Regions from separate parts of the Homo sapiens genome. Here region 2 is linked to region 1. Evidence: chromatin contacts called from ENCODE Hi-C or POLR2A ChIA-PET data. All regions are on one chromosome and are shown on one strand. The core of a region is the stretch at or near the end of the contact, and the rest is flanking DNA. Distances in the headings are between cores, read along the strand shown. Region 1 holds the start of TRA2B (transformer 2 beta homolog). Region 2 overlaps ST6GAL1 (ST6 beta-galactoside alpha-2,6-sialyltransferase 1).

Evidence for each region. Hi-C counts contacts between places; a loop is a spot of excess contacts on that map. ChIA-PET counts read pairs that join two places held with the same protein, here RNA polymerase II (POLR2A). Pooled maps may share reads with other maps.
Region 2: a pooled map shows a loop between it and region 1 (7-fold over the local background). The contact joins the enhancer-like site here to the promoter of TRA2B in region 1. A Hi-C loop is called at or near these places in 1 of 168 maps with a recorded cell type or tissue (B cell), 2 of 37 single-sample maps with no recorded cell type and 2 of 50 pooled maps. POLR2A ChIA-PET finds 5 or more read pairs at or near these places in 1 of 52 experiments (activated CD4-positive, alpha-beta T cell).

Annotation. Positions count from the first base shown.
Region 1 is chr3:185,936,601-185,944,315 of GRCh38, forward strand. TRA2B (transformer 2 beta homolog) reads right to left here and starts at 1,414. Exons shown (of 9, transcript NM_004593.3): 1 at 1,225-1,414. The coding sequence starts at 1,260. RefSeq lists enhancers at 636-845, 748-1,475, 886-1,345.
Region 2 is chr3:186,996,839-187,004,553 of GRCh38, forward strand. The region is part of intron 2 of ST6GAL1 (ST6 beta-galactoside alpha-2,6-sialyltransferase 1); the gene reads left to right. Among named protein-coding and RNA genes, the nearest start is that of ST6GAL1, 70 kb to the left of the region's middle. RefSeq lists enhancers at 1-78, 2,423-3,313, 3,852-4,071, 4,082-4,131, 4,272-4,391 and 2 more and a silencer at 409-488. Within about 2 kb of position 4,098, at least 10 of the 41 ENCODE cell types and tissues checked have a DNase peak (open chromatin) inside an H3K27ac peak, as active enhancers do; they include B cell, where a contact is called at or near this core.

The DNA.
Region 1 (7,715 bases), core at 164-2,663:
GTCTTATTTACCTGATAAATCATATTCAGATCTTAAGGTAGCTTTACCAACAAGGGGAAACTTAGGTAACAAATTGTTTTTTTTTTTTAAAAAAGCACAAATTATTCCCACAGCCTCAAAAATCAATTTCTATGGTGCTTTTCTATCACCCTTCTAACAGATTCCTCTTAATTCTAGCAAGCCTCGTATGTTCGCATCATTCAATGCTTTCCGAATCCAATACCCAGAGCCCCACAGACCAGCTACGTATGCTGTTTAAACCCTAGAACTGTCTTGTTCCCGCAATTCAATCAACCCTCACTGAACACCTTTAAGAGGTGGAAACTTAAGGGAAAGAAAACTGTAGCCAACACACGCTGTGGTTCTAAGTATTAGAACGCCTCAAAACAAAGGAAATAACGGCGCCGTAAATGGTTGCCCGCCAATTTCTCCTTCACAATCCCGTGGAAATGCGATGTCCACAAAATCATCTTAACGACTTTGTGGTCTGTCCTAATAGAATACTGATACAGATTTTTGCCTGGGAAGCCCTTTCGGCATCAGAGAAAAGCGCTTCATTTAGGCCAAACACAAAGCCCTCACGCAATCCCCTCCACCTAACGGGCCCAGAACTTAGTCGGCCTTGGATTAGTTTCCATCTTAAGAGGCCCCAAAGACATCCCAGACTCCGTCCTTTCCGTGGAGGCAAAGACGGTCCTTCGTTAACCTAAACACCGGCCCAAAGACCCAAAAGAACGTCGTCTGTCCCCTTGCACCCCACCACGCGGCCTTACGAAGCGCGGCCCGCTGCGGGTCGGGTCCGCGTTGCCGCGCGGCTTCTCCGCCATTTTGTGCCTCTGGCAGCTCGCCCAGCCCGCCAGCCCAAGATGGCTGCGGCGGACCTTCGCAGGAGAGCAACGCCGAAATAAGATATCGCTCCCCTCCCCCAACACCGCGGGGACGCAGCGGCCATTTTCATCTTCCCCCTCTTATAACGGGAAAAACGGCCGTCTCGGGCAGAAGCCACATAAACCCGCCGGGGGCCTCCCTCCTTCACGACCAAAGGCACTAAGGCACTATCCACAAAGGCTTTTTTTGGTTAAATGCTGTCTCCCTTGCCTGCCCTCCCGGCTTCAGACTTCGGAGCCTAAAACGCCCCTGCCTCCTGGCCCGAGGCCGACGGGCCTAGAAAAAGATGCAAGGAGCTAGGACCACACAGCCACCCCCTACCGCAGCTCTACGTACCCGCTCGCCGTAGTTCTGCTCGCCGCTGTCGCTCATGACTCCTGGCTGCTGTCGCCGGTCGATGTGCTTCAATCGAAGCTGCCAACCTCTTGCACCTTCCTTAAGGAGGCTCCGCCGCAGCCCCGCACGACGCGCCGGTCGCCCAGCCGCTCAGAGCCGAAATGCTCCGCACCGCCTCCGCACGGGCTCTAACTCTACCGGATGTGACGCGGCGCTCCTTAGCCAGGCTCCTCCCCTCCCAGAAACGCGCGCTTTCTTGGCCTCGCCCCTCCTCGCTCTGCCTTTCCTCTCCAGCTGCAGCGCGTCCCGCACAGGAAGTGACGTGACCCCGCCCCTCGCAGGGCCCCACCCCCATTCACGAGCCTCTATGAGGCGGGAAAGCTAGCGTGTCGTTTGGCTGCTGTAGTGGGCGCCACGGAGCCACAGTGATGTCACCAGCCACTTCTGAATCCCTTCTAGAACTTTCCAGGGAACCTGCCGAGTGTGCAGGGAGGAAGGAGATGCTGTTTCCCCCAATCTCAATTCCTTTCTCCGCCTTATTAGTTTCTTGTTTTGTGTCTTTCCTTTGTTAGAGAAGTGAATGTTCGTACATTGGGTTCTTACTTAATTTTGTCTTACTTGTAGATATTTCCTTCCTGAATACGTCTTCATTTAAAAAAGGTCAGATCGGGCTGGGCGCGCTGGCTCACGCTGTAATCCTAGCACTTTGGGAGGCCGAGACGGGTGGATCACGAGGTCAGGAGATCGAAACCATTCTGGCTAACCCAGTGAAACTCCGTCTCTACTAAAAATACAAAAAAATTAGCCAGGCGCGGTGGCGGGCGCCTGTAGTCCCAGCTACTTGGGAGGCTGAGGCAGGAGAATGGCGTGAACCCAGGAGGCGGAGCTTGCAGTGAGCCGAGATCGCGCCACTGCACTCCAGCCTGGGCAATAGAGCGAGATTCCGTCTCAAAAAAAAAAAAAAAAAAAAAAAAAGGTCAGATCGGCTGGGTGCGGTGGCTCACGCCTGTAATCCCAGCACTTTGAGAGGCCGAGGCAGGCGGATCACATGGTCAGGAGTTCGAGACCAGCCTGGCCAACATGGTGAAACCCAGTCTTTACTAAAAATACAAAAAAATTAGCCGGGAGTGGTGATGCATGCCTGTAATCCCAGCCACTCGGGAGGCTGAGGCAGGAGAATCGCTTGAACCCGGGAGGCGGAGGTTGCAGTGAGCCGAGATCGGACCGCTGCACTCCAGCCTGGGCGACAGAGCGAGACTCTGTCTAAAAAATAAATAAATAAAAATAAAAAAGGTCGGACCTTAATACACAGGAATCAGACACAATCTCTATTCTAAAGTTACAAAGTAATGTGCTAGAACCGTTAAACACAATTAGAAAAAATGATTGTAAGTGCCAGAGGCATGTATAACTACAGGGGTGTCACAAGGAGGGAAGATTAATTCTGCCATTTCGTAAGAGAATATAGTTGGATTATAGTGAGAAGAGCCCAAGACCAAGTCGGATACTTTCTTTCTTCTTTTTTTTGAGACGGAGTCTTGCTTTGTCGCTCAGACTGGAGTGCAACGGCGCGATCTCGGCTCACTGCAACGTCTGCCTCCCGGGTTCAAGTGATTCTCCGCCTCAGCCTCCGTAGCAGCTGGAATTACAGGCGCCTGCCAACACGCCAGGCTAATTTTTTGTATTTTTTATAGAGACGGAGTTTTGGCATATTGGCCAGGCTGGTCTCCTGGGCTCAAGCGATCCTCCCACCTCGGCCTCCCAAAGTGTTGGGATTACAGGCGTGAGCCACTTCCCCCAACCCCCAAGTCGGATACTTAATTCCTCTACACTTCAGTCTCCCCATCCATTGAAAAGGTGGTACCTGGCTGATGAGGCACTTTGATACTGGTAAAGGGTCATTTGATTTTTTTTTTTTTTTTTTGAGACAGGGTCTCTCTGGCTCTGTCGTGCAGGCTGGAGTGCGGTGGCTCATTGCACCTCCCAGTCTCAAGTGTTCCTCCTGCCTCAGCCCCATATCCCCAACTCCTGATTTTTTTTAACAGCTTTATTGAGATACGACTCACCTACTATGCAGTTCCCTTATTTAAAGTGTACAGTTCAAATGGCTTTTATTCACAGAATTGTGCAACCATCACCACAATTTTAGAGTAGTCTCATCACATTAAGAAAAGAAACACTCATTAATAGTCATTTTGCATCCCTCCTCCTCTCCACTCCTCACAACCCTCCCAGTCCTAGGCAATCACAAATCTTTCTTTCTCAATAGATTAACCTATTCAGGACATTTTATATGAATGGAATCATATGGTATGTATCTTTTGTAACTGGCTTCCTTGGCGTACGTTTTCACGGTTCATCCATGTTGTAGCATGTACTACTATTTCATTCTTTTTCATTGTCAAGTTATATTCAGTTGTATGGATATATGACATTTTATTTATCCATTCATCATTTAATAGACATTTGGATAGTTTCCATTTTTTAACTTATGAATAATCCTGCTGTGAACATTCATGTACAAATTTTTGTACGAGCACATGTTTTTATCTCTCTTAGGTATACACCTAGGAATGGAATTGCTGGATTGTATAGTAACCCTACGGTTAATTTGGGGGGAAACTGCCAAACAGTTTTCCACAGTGGCTGCATTCATTTTACATTTCACACTGCCACCAGCAGTGTATGTGGCTTCCAATTTCTCCACATCCTCACCAATACTTGTTATATTGTATTAAAAAAAATTGACCAGGCGTGGTGGCTTATGCCTGTAATCCCAGCACTTTGGGAGGCTGAGGTGGGCGGATCACCTGAGGTCAGGAGTTTGAGACCAGCCTCAACATGGCGAAACCCCGTCTCTACTAAAAATACAAAGTTAGCCGGGCGTGGTGGTACATGCCTGTAATCCCAGTTACTCGGGAGGCTGAGGCAGGAGAATTGCTTGAACCTGGTAGGCGGAGGTTGCGGTGAGCCAAGATCGTGCCATTGTACTCCAGCCTGGGCAACAAGAGCAAAAATCTGTCTCAAAAAAAATTATAACCACTCTAGTGGGTTTAAAGTGGTATCTCGATGTGGTTTTGGTTTGCATTTCCCTAGCGATAATGATAATGCTTTCATGCGTTTATTGGTGATTTGTAGATCTTTGGAGAAACGAATATTCTGATACTTTGCCCATTTTTAATTGGGTTATTTATCTTTTTATTATTGAGTTATAAGAGCTTGCAATTTGGCTCTTGTTTGGTAAAATAGTCATCCAGAACAGAATCAATATTTGAGGTACCTGAGATCCAGAGATTTGGTGATGACTCAAGTGTCAAGTGACTAAATAACTTCTGAATGAGCTGTCCCCTTTTTCTGAGAACACCTGTACTCCCAACACACACCTAAACCTGGACTCCTACTCAGATCTCTGGCCTTATCTTACTTTTTGGCTTAGATTAGATCTCTTGTTTATACATTCTTATGGCACCCCTTGACATTCATATTACTCACAACTATAATTAAAGAATAATAATTATATAATTATTTTATTTTCATTATTATTTCTTTGTGGGTTTTTTTTTTTTTTTTTGAGACAGAGTCTCGCTCTGGCGCCCAGGCTGGAGTGCAGTGGCGCGATCTTGGCTCACTGCAAACTCCGCCTCCTGGGTTCAAGCAATTCTCCTGCCTCAGCCTCTGGAGTAGCTGGGGCTACAGGCGCCCGCCACCACGCCCGGCTAATTTTTGTATTTTTAGTAGAGACGGGGTTTCACTGTGTTAGCCAGGATGGTCTCGATCTCCTGACCTTGGGATCTGCCCGCCTTGGCCTCCCAAAGTTCTGGGATTACAGGCATTAGCCACTGCGCTCAGCCCTATTTGCATTATTATTTCTGTGAATATAGTTTTTATGTCTGTCTTCCACACTAGATAATAAGTTCCTTAAGGGCAGGGCCAGTGCCTCTTTTGACCACTGCCTTATACGTAGTGCTTGGCACACAGTAAGCCTTTAGTAGTACTTGTTGAGTGATTAAAAGAAAGCAACGTATGAATTTAGAATTGATTGGGTAGGCATCAGGGTGCCTTTAGAGGTCCCTGAGCAGGAGACTAACTTGCTAAAAGTAGGCAAGATTGTCCTGGCAAAGATAGGAAGGTCAGGCTGCAGGTCTTGTGTCATTCATGTCTGTGTCTCCAGCATCTAGCGCAGGGCCATGCTGTTGAATGAGTGGCCATGTGGGATATGGATCCAGTACTGTAAATATGAGGCAGTGAGGATTAGATTCCCAAGGCAGCAAGAATGAGGACTAAGCAGGGAGTAGGGAGACTATGAAAGGGTGGGCTTGACTGGCCAATGTGATAGGAATATGGGGAAAGGGATAGTCAGAAATGACTGTAAAAACCTTGAGCCCTAGGCTGAGTGAGGTGGCTCACATCTATAATCCCAGCACTTTGGGAGGCTGAGGCAGGTGGATCATCTGAGGTCAGGAATTCGAGACCAGCCTGGCCAACATGGTGAAACCCCGTCTCTACTAAAAATACAAAAATTAGCTGGGCGTGGTGGCAGGCACCTGTAATCCCAGCTACTCAGGAGGCTGAGGTAGGAAAATCGCTTGAACCTGGGCAGTGGAGGTTTCAGTGAGCCGAGATTGCACCACTGCACTCCGGCCTGGATGACAGAGTGAGACTCCATCTCAAAAAACAAAAACAACAACAACAAAAATGTCTAGTCCTGGTAGGGGAGATATATACAGAGAAAATAATGCACCCAACAGGGAATGCTGTCTAACAGGCTTACTCCTGTAGCTTAGAGCCAAGCCAGAGGCTGCACTCAAATTTGTTTGTTGTTGTCTCCTTCCAGAGTCATAGACTCTCTCCTCCAGCATTTCTTGTTTAATTTTCAACTTCTGCCCTGGGATTCACTAGTGCATTCTGTCTTTAGTGGGGTTTTTGTTTTTTTTGTTGTTGTTTTGTTTTGCCTTCTCTCATTTAGTCATTCAACATACTGGATAACAGGCAAGGAGCAGATCACAGATGACCATGTATGCCTAGCTAAGGAGTTCAGATTTTATTTAATGGGCAGTAGAGAAGTATTGAGGGGTGCTGAAAAGGTGAATTATACTTTCAATTTTAAGTTTGAGAAAAGTGGTGGCAGTGTGGTGCATGGGTTTGAGGAGTGATATGAGCAGGGAAGATTGGAGACCGGGAGCAGGTGAGGAGCCAGGCTTCTGTTCTGAGCTGTGCCCGGTGTACCTAGCAAGGGTCAGTAAGAGCTGAGAGCCGGGCATTGTGCTCTGTACACCCGAAGGAAGGGCCTCCTTTTTCACATTCACATGTCATCCTTTGGGCCAGTGGCAGCCAGGCCAGGGGCCCAGTTCCTAGACTCTTTCAACAGTCCAGACAAGGAATAAAAAGAGCAAGCAAGTGAGTGAACCTGACCTAAGGCAGTGGCCAATGAGGTTAGAGAGGATGGAGATGACTTGCTGTGCTAGTTGCTCCCAATTCATACTTTTTGCCTGCTCTGTGAAAACAGATCTGGAACCTTTCAATATTTTTCTTTCCCAGATGGCACAGAAGCTTTGTCAGAATTGGACAGGCATTACAGGAGGAAAGCTTTTACTTCCTGATTCCTGTGTGTGTGCCACAGGCTCCTGCATCACATGAGGCTTCCCCAGGGACCAGCTCCTGCAGAGCATAGCTCTCTCCAACACTGAGCTTCTGTAGTATGCTGACAGTGTTTCTAGTTTCCCGGCTCCTGCAGTGCCTGGCAGTCAGCAGCACCTAGTAGCCAGCAGCTGCCTCTAGAGCACCGGTTCCCACCCCTGGCCAGGTTTCGTAACATTTGCAGCTTCTTCAGTGTCTGGCTCCTGCAGTGTGTAGTTCCCAGCAGCAACCAGCAGAGGGCAGCCTCTCCTGGAGCCACATCAGATAGCTTTGTAGGTGAGATGCACCCCATAAACAACTGTCCCTGACACCTTAAAGGTTTCTGGAAAATCCCAGGGGCAGGTTTTCATGAAGTTCTGCCAGTGTGGCATCACGGCAAGTTTTCTGTGTTCCAGAGATCCATGGCTGTGCCCGCTCCAAAGTCTGAATCTGAGCTCTTGAGGGAAAAGGAGGTTCTTCTTGGGCACTCTATCTCAGACCTAGAGCTAGGGCTCCTCCTTGTACCTGCTATTCCCATATTATTAAGAGTTCTCTTTACTTCTTACTAGTTAATCCGTCATTACCCCATCCTCACTTACCTCAGTACCCCTATTACTAACTTATAGTTAGTAATTACATATATGTAACTTCCCCTATTCAAATTACTGTGTATTTGATCTCTCCTGATTGGAGACATCAGAATTCAGAATGGACAGACTGATTCAGAATTTTTGCCAGGAGTGGTCTCTCAAAATACTACTGAGATGTGGAGGTGAAGGAGAAACGGAAGCTAGAGTAACTGCTCATCATTTTATCCCTCCTGACCTCATTTTTCTTCCTAGCTAATGGTATCAGTGGTACCATCTCCAAATGGA
Region 2 (7,715 bases), core at 2,848-5,347, 1.1 Mb after region 1:
CGTGTCCCCCGCTTCTTGCCCCTCTCTGCTTGGGTCCCTGCTACACTGGTATCCTGCACTTTCCACCTTGTATTGCCAGTTTGTTTCCAAGGCCATCTCCACTTTGAGCTTGTTCATGACCACCTCACACAGCACACTTGGTCTGTGTGGTGGTTTGAGGGGTTCTGTCTGTACACTGTGCTTTGGCTGTGTTGGAGGCGGGCAGGTGGGAAGGAAGAAATGTATTCTTGGGGAGATTTGTTTTTAGAGACATGAGACATGGAAAATAGTTAAGTAATAATATAATATGGGAGGCATGGACTATCAGAGGAGGCAGGCAGGACTGCCCAACCTCCTCACTGGGCACGTTACGCTACTTCCTCCTGACCTCTATAGTCCTTTGCATTTATCAAGCACTGTCATACGTGTTATCTCATGCAATGACCAGGGTGTCACCCCCTGTTTTGTAAGTGACAAAACTGTCACTCAGAGGGATGAAATGACATGCTAAAGGTCATCTAGTTAGTAATGGTGGAATCAGGGCTGGAGCCCAGTCTTCTAAGCCTAGTTCCTATTCTGCTCTTCATCATCTGTCTCAGGATGGTAAACTGAGGCCTGGAAAGGAGAAGGAACTCACCCAGCCTAAAGATTAAGGGTTTTATGCTGGCCACGGTGGCTCATGCCTCCCAACATTTTGAGAGGCTGAGGTGGGAGGATTGCTTGAGTCCAGGAGTTTGAGCCCAGCCTGGGCAACATAGTAAGACCCTGTCTTTACAAAAAATAAAAAAAAATAGCCAGGTGTGGTAGCACACACCAGTAGTCACGGCTACTCAGGAGGCTGAGGCGAGAGGATCACTTGAGCCTGCGAGATCGAGGCTGCAGTGAGCCGCAACGGAATCATTGCGCTCCAGCCTAGGACAGAGTGAGACTCTGTCTCAAAAAGAAAAAAAAAAAAAGATTTTAGACAGTGCTGACCATATTGAGACAATGCTGACTGGTGAGTGGGGACGGAGAAATAAAGAACTAACATTGTGCAGAACTGTGTTCTCAGCCAGTGCTATCTAATGGAAATAGAAAGCAAGCCACAAGTGTGGGCTGCATACGTAGTTTTCAGATTTGTAATAGACACATTAAAAAAGCAAAAAGAGGCCGGGCATGGTGGCTCGTGCCTATAATTCCAGCACTTTGGGAAGCTGAGGCAGGAGGATCACTTGAGCCCAGGAGTTAGAGACCAGCCTGGGCAACACCCTGTCTCTATTGTTATTTTTATAAAATTTAATTGTTTAAAAAATACGGGAAGTAAAAAGAAACAGATGAAATTAATTTAAACAACATAGAACTACACAGGGGTTAAGGGCACTAGCTCCCTGTGCAGTTGAAAGTCCATGTATATTTTCTGAAAGTAGACTCTGAAAAATAAGAAAAAGAAAGAAAATCCACGTATAACTTTTGACGGTCCCTAAACTTAATACGAATATCCTGTTAACCAGAAGCCTTACTGATAACATAAAAAACTGATGAACACATATTTTATATGTTATGTGTTTTATATACTGTATTCTTGTAATAAAGTAAGCTAGGGAAAAGAATGTTAGGAAAATCATAAGAAAGAGAAAATGTATTTATTATTTAGTAAGTGGAAGTGGATCCTCATAAAGGTCTTCATCCTCATCATCTTCACATTGAGCAGGCTGAGGAGGAGGAAGAGGAGGGATTGGGTTTGTTTCAGGAATGGCAGAGGTAGAAGGAGGGCGAGGGGGAGGCAGGAGAGACAGGCACACTTAGTGTAACTTTTATTGAAAAAATCTGCATATAAATGGAACTGTGCTGTTTAAGGATCAACTGTATTTTATTTAACTCAATATATTCAAAATACTCTTACTTTCTCATGTAATCAATATAAAATTACGAATCATACTTTCTACATTCCTTTTTCCATAAGAAATCTTCAGTGTGTATTTTTACACTTACAGCACGTCTCATCTGGCCTAGCCACATCTGGCTAGTGGCTGTTGCATTGTGGAGCCCAGTTCTAAGCATTTTACGTATATTATTTCATATAGTTCAATAATCACGTGAAAAGTTTATTACAGAACTATCTAATGGTTGAGGAAATGAAGCCCAGAGAGGTTAGGTAACTTGCCTGGGGGGCACGAAGCTGGAAAGCAACAGAACTGGATCCTGGCCTCTCCCTCCTCTTCCCACTGTGGCCAACTGCCAGCCGACCAGGAAGGGGGCCCGGGGGCAATGCAGGGGTATCTTATTTCCAAACCATTGTTAAACTTGCTCTTGTGGAGGCAGCTGGCCCTGGGGAAGTAAAGGGAATCCTCCTTTTTAAATGCATATGCGAAAGTTAAGGGAATCCTTTCACTAGGCGGTAAGCCTCTGTCTAGGGCCGTGGGACCATTAACACCACTCGCCTCGTAGAAGGTGTGTGTCATTCAAGGTGATAATGCATAGGAACAGCTCAGCTATGTCAGGGCCAGGCCATTATGGGTGCTGAATAAATGTGTTTCTGTCCCCTATGCTAAGGCAAGACATCCGGGGAAGAAGTAGGCCCGGATTTGTCGCCTTGAAGGAAGACTACTATAATCTCTTTTTTTTTTTTTTTTGAGACGGAGTCTCACTCCGTAGCCCAGACTGGAGTGCAGTGGCACGATCTCGGCTCACTGCAAGCTCCGCCTCCCTGGTTCAGGCCATTCTCCTGCCTCAGCCTCCCGAGTAGCTGGGACTACAGGAGTGCACCACTGCGCCTGGCTAATTTTGTATTTTTAGTAGAGATGGGGTTTCACCGTGTTAGCCAGGATGGTCTCGATCTCCTGACCTCATGATCCTCCCGTCTTGGCCTCCTAAAGCACTGGGATTACAGTCATGAGCCACCGTGTCCAGCCAAGACTACTATATTCTAATGGAGGGTAAGTGGAGTAGGAGGGCCATGTGCGTGCTCTGGGGGCAACAAACTTGGTGCTAAACTTGTTTTTCTTGTTTTACTCACAAACATTATGACAGCAGTAAAGATACACTTTTATTTATTTATATTTTTTTTAGAGACAGAGTCCTCCTCTGTTGCCCAGGCTGGAGTGGCTATTGTAGTTCACTGCAGCCTTGAACTTGTGGGCTTGGGATCCTCCTGTCTCAGCCTCCTGAGTAGCTGGGACTATAGGCGTGCACTATCACACTGAGCTATTTTAAGAACATTTTTGTAGAGTATGTTGGCCAGACGGATCTTGAACCTCTGGCCTCCAGCATTCTTCCTGCCTTGGCCTCTCAAAGTGATGGGATTCATAAGCATGAGTCATGGTGCCCAGCCAAGATACATTTTTAAAATGTATCCTGCCTCCTGACACATTACTGTTCACTTGTAACAATGGTCACTTGTAATCATAGTCTGTTTGCAAAGCAAGCTTTTAATAGAATTACAATTTTAGTGTTGACCAAAAGTTTATTTTGGGCCGGATGTGGTGGCTCACGTCTGTAATCTCAGCACTTTGGGAGGCTGAGGTGGGTGGATCACCTGAGGTTAGGAGTTCGAGACCAGCCTGGCCAACATGGTGAAACCCCATCTCTACTAAAAATACAAAAAAAAAAAAAAAAAATTAGCTAGGCTTGGTGGAGGTGCCCGTAATCCCAGCTACTCGGGAGGCTGAGGCAGGAGAATCGCTTGAACCCGGGAGGCCGAGGTGGCAGTGAGCCAAGATTTTGCCATTGCACTCCAGCCTGGGTGACAAGATCGAGACTCTGGCTCAAAAAAAAGTTTATTTTGTTTCTATAAACATTGTTTTTCATCTTTATAGTGCATGTCTTTTGTTAATGGCTTCATAGGCAATCGATGGACTTCTGGATCACAATTTTGCTTGTTCCTATGGCTAGATATTTAGGTTGTTCCAAATTTTCTCAGCATTACATTTGATGCTACAGTAGGCACCCACACATTTATGTTTCTTTTCTGTTTTTCAACTATTGTTGGTTGTTCTGAGGTATTTTCGTAAGGTTTCACTTCTGTTTTCCCAGCCATGAGTGATACATGAGCACAACTGTTTTGCTATTAATCACCAGCATTGGGTGTGAAAATTTACTCAAAGTTTTGCTAAATTTAACTGGAGTAGAAATGGGCCATGCATTTGTGCGTACTTCCCCAGATGCTTTTTAGAACAGTGCTTGTGTAACTGACCAGAGTGTCAGGTGAGGCCATTGTTGGCAGAAAGGTGCCTTCCTCGGGAGAAGGTGGGTTACACAGCTTTTCTTTGCAGATGAATGGTGAGAGCCAAACCCGAAGACCCACAGGTTTCAAGCTGGCCATGTGGCTTCACTAAGTTTGGCCTCAACTTCCCACAGTGGCACAGAAGCGAGGTAGAACTCAGTGTTCCTACCCGAACCCTGGACATTCTGAAATGTCCACAGCCCGAGGAAAGGGATGACCTGCATGTCACTTTCCATACCCTCCACTGCACATAGATCTGTCTCAGGCATTGAATCAGAGGGATGTGTGACTTTGGACAAATTATTTTACCTTTCTCTGCCTCATTTCTTCATCTAAAATCAGGTGACAGCAATGTCTCCCTGTAATATTGCAGTGGGGATTAAATCTGTTAATACTTGAAAAGTGCTGAGATCAGTGCCTGGCACATAAGTAGTGCTCAATAACTGTTGTAAACCTGGGTTTGGATCTCACTTCCATTGCTTTCTGGAGGCCCACTTTGGTCAAATGGCTGACCTTTCTGGACTTCAGCTTCATCTGTAAAATGGGATTATGGCATCTACTTCAGCATCATGTTAGGGGTTTAAGTGAGAAAATGCATTTCACACAGTGTCCTGCACATAAAGGGCCCACCATATATGTAATGAAAAACAAACAAACGGCCGGGCTCAGTGGCTCACTCCTGTAATCTCAGCACTTTGGGAGGCCCAGGCGGGCAGATCACGAGGTCAGGAGTTTGAGACCAGCCTGGTCAACATGGTGAAACCCCGTCTCTACTAAAAATACAAAAATTAGCCGGGTGTGGTGGCGCGCGCCTGTAATCCCAGCTACTCAGGAGGCTGAGGCAGGAGAATTGCTTGAACCCGGGAGGCGGAGGTTGCAGTGAGCCGAGATCACGCCACTGCACTCCAGCCTGGACAACAGAGTGAGACTTTGTCTCAAAAAAAAAAAAAAAACCCAAAAACAAAACAAACAAACAATGTTTTTAGCTTTATTTTCTACTCTACCAAAGAGAGAGCTTTGTTGCCTTATATTGGTGTTGTAATTAGCTGTTAGATCTGACCATATTTTCTGTTATGGTGTATTTTTAAGTCCACATTCTAGGTTTAAGGCCATCTTGAAACAAATGGGAGGCAAATCAACATTTTCGTGTGTCTGAAGCTTTTAATGTAATTTTGTTTTGGAGATGAATGAGCTCATAATTCCACAAAGAAGGGATGATATTTCATATACTTATTAGTTTAGTGATTTCCCTCCCACACTTAGTGTCAAACTGTCAGGTTTATGGAAGCTATCAAATGTTTCTTTATGCTCAGCAGCACAGATCAAAGTTGTCTACATGATAAGGTAAAAAACATATTCTTTAGGAAATGCAAAGAAATGACCCAAAAGACCCTTGAGCACAGCTCATTCCTCTCCCTGGTCTGTCCAACTTTCCCTCAGGAAAAGTCAATGTAGTCATTATGTCTGGAAAATGCCAAGGACTTCTTTCCCTCATTTTTTACATGGCCTTGCACTCTGTGAGGCATTGGCTGGGAGGTTCATTGTGGCTTTCTTGCCGCTAAGCATCTCCTCTCTGCCAACATCTCATCAATTCCTGTCTGTGCCAATTACCTTTGCTTAGGATTTGGGGTGAGGAAAGTTGTGTGATTTGTCTGTTTCTGTTTCTGGGTAAAATCTCAACTCTGGGCGTATCAGCAGAAAGGGTTCTGAAATGTCCCTTGATTCAGATGATTCTGAATCAATAGCATGTATGTGTGTGTGCATAATTACCCTTACCCAGAAAATTCTCCATTATAATTCTTTAAAAGCACAGGTTCACAAATTATTAGAAAGTATATTTTGTATACTATTTACGGTAGCAAAATATCAAATGCAAGAAGCAAGTTTAATTAAAGATAGGCAAGACATTTTACTGAAGAATATAAAACATTAGTAAGAGAAATAAAACAATGGCTTATGCAATTATGGAAACTGACAATTACCAAGATCTGCGACTGGCAAGGTGGAGGCCCAGGAGCAGCAATGGTGCAGTTCCAGTCTGAGTCCAAAGGCCTGAGAACCAGGGAAAGCCAATGGCGTAGTTCTAGTGCAAATGCCAGTTGGCCTAAGGCCTTTCAGTTTGAGTCCAAAGGCAGGGGGAAAAAAACCCCAAAACCAAACCAAACCAAAACAACAACAGCAAAAACAATGCCCCAGCTCAAGGCAGTCAGACAGGAGGAGCTCCCTCTTACCTGTGGGAAGGTCAGCCTGTTTTACTGTATTCAGGCCTTTAACCGATTGGATAAGGCCCACCGTTAGAGAGGGGGCAATCTGCTGTACTCAGCCTGCTGATTCCAGTGCTAATTTTATCCAAAACAACCTCATTGAAACACCCAGAATATTTGACTAAATATCTGGGTACTCTGTGGCGCAGTCCAGTTGACACATAAAATCAGCCATCACCATCAATTTGGGGGAAAATTGACATTTTAACAAAATTGAATCTTTCAGTTGATCAGCATGGTATATATCCTCCATTTATTTAGATCTTTTATTGCTCTCACTAGTGTTTTGTAGTTTTCAGTAAAAAGTCTTGCCTATCTTTAATTAAATTTGCTTCTTGGCATTGGATACTTTGCTACTGTAAACAGTATATAAGATATATTTTCCAATGATTTGTGAAATTTTGCTTTTGAAGAATTATAATGGAGAATTTTTAGGAGAAGGATAATTGAAAATCCGTCAGACAGCAGTGAAGTTTAGGAACTACCATTCTGGACATAACCATACATCATTAATAAAATATTCCTTACATCCCTATGCTACTTTATTATTGCCAAAACATTTTTTTTTCCTTTGGTCCTCGTAAGGGTTCTTAGAAAGAGACAGAAGAGCTATTATTTCTACTTTCATACAAGGAAATGTGGCCTCAGGGATTGATGTGGTTTGAATATATGTCCCCACCAAATCTCATGTTGAAATGTAACCCCCAGTGCTGGAGGTGGGGCCTGCTGGGAGGTGTTTGGGTCATGGGTGTGGATCTTTCATGGCTTGGAGCTGTCCTCACAACAGTGAGTTCTCATGAGATCTGGTTGTTTCAAAGTGTGTAGCACCTTCCCCACCACTGCCTCTTGCTTTTGCTTTCGCCATGTGATGTGCCTGCTTCTGCTTCACCTTCCACCATAACTAAAAGCTCCCTGAGGCCTCCCCGGCAAGTGAGCAGATGCTGGCACCATGCTTGTGCAGCCTGCAGAGCTGTGAGCCAATTAAATCTCCTTTCTCTGTAAATTACCCAATCTCAGGTATTTATAGCAATGGAAGAACAGACTAACACAGGGAGACTATCTGAAAGTCCTATGACTAGCAAGTGGCAGAGCCAGCCCCAGAGCCCAGGACTTTTCCTAAGAGAGAGGTCCTGCTTCTGATACCAAAGTTTTTCTATAGAAAGATGGCCTTTTATAAGCATTACTGAGAAGATACCTCCAGGTGCCCAGGAAGAATCTCCTGCTTGTAGCCTCCATAGGCAGTGTAGGAGGAAGGGAAGAAAACAGCAGAG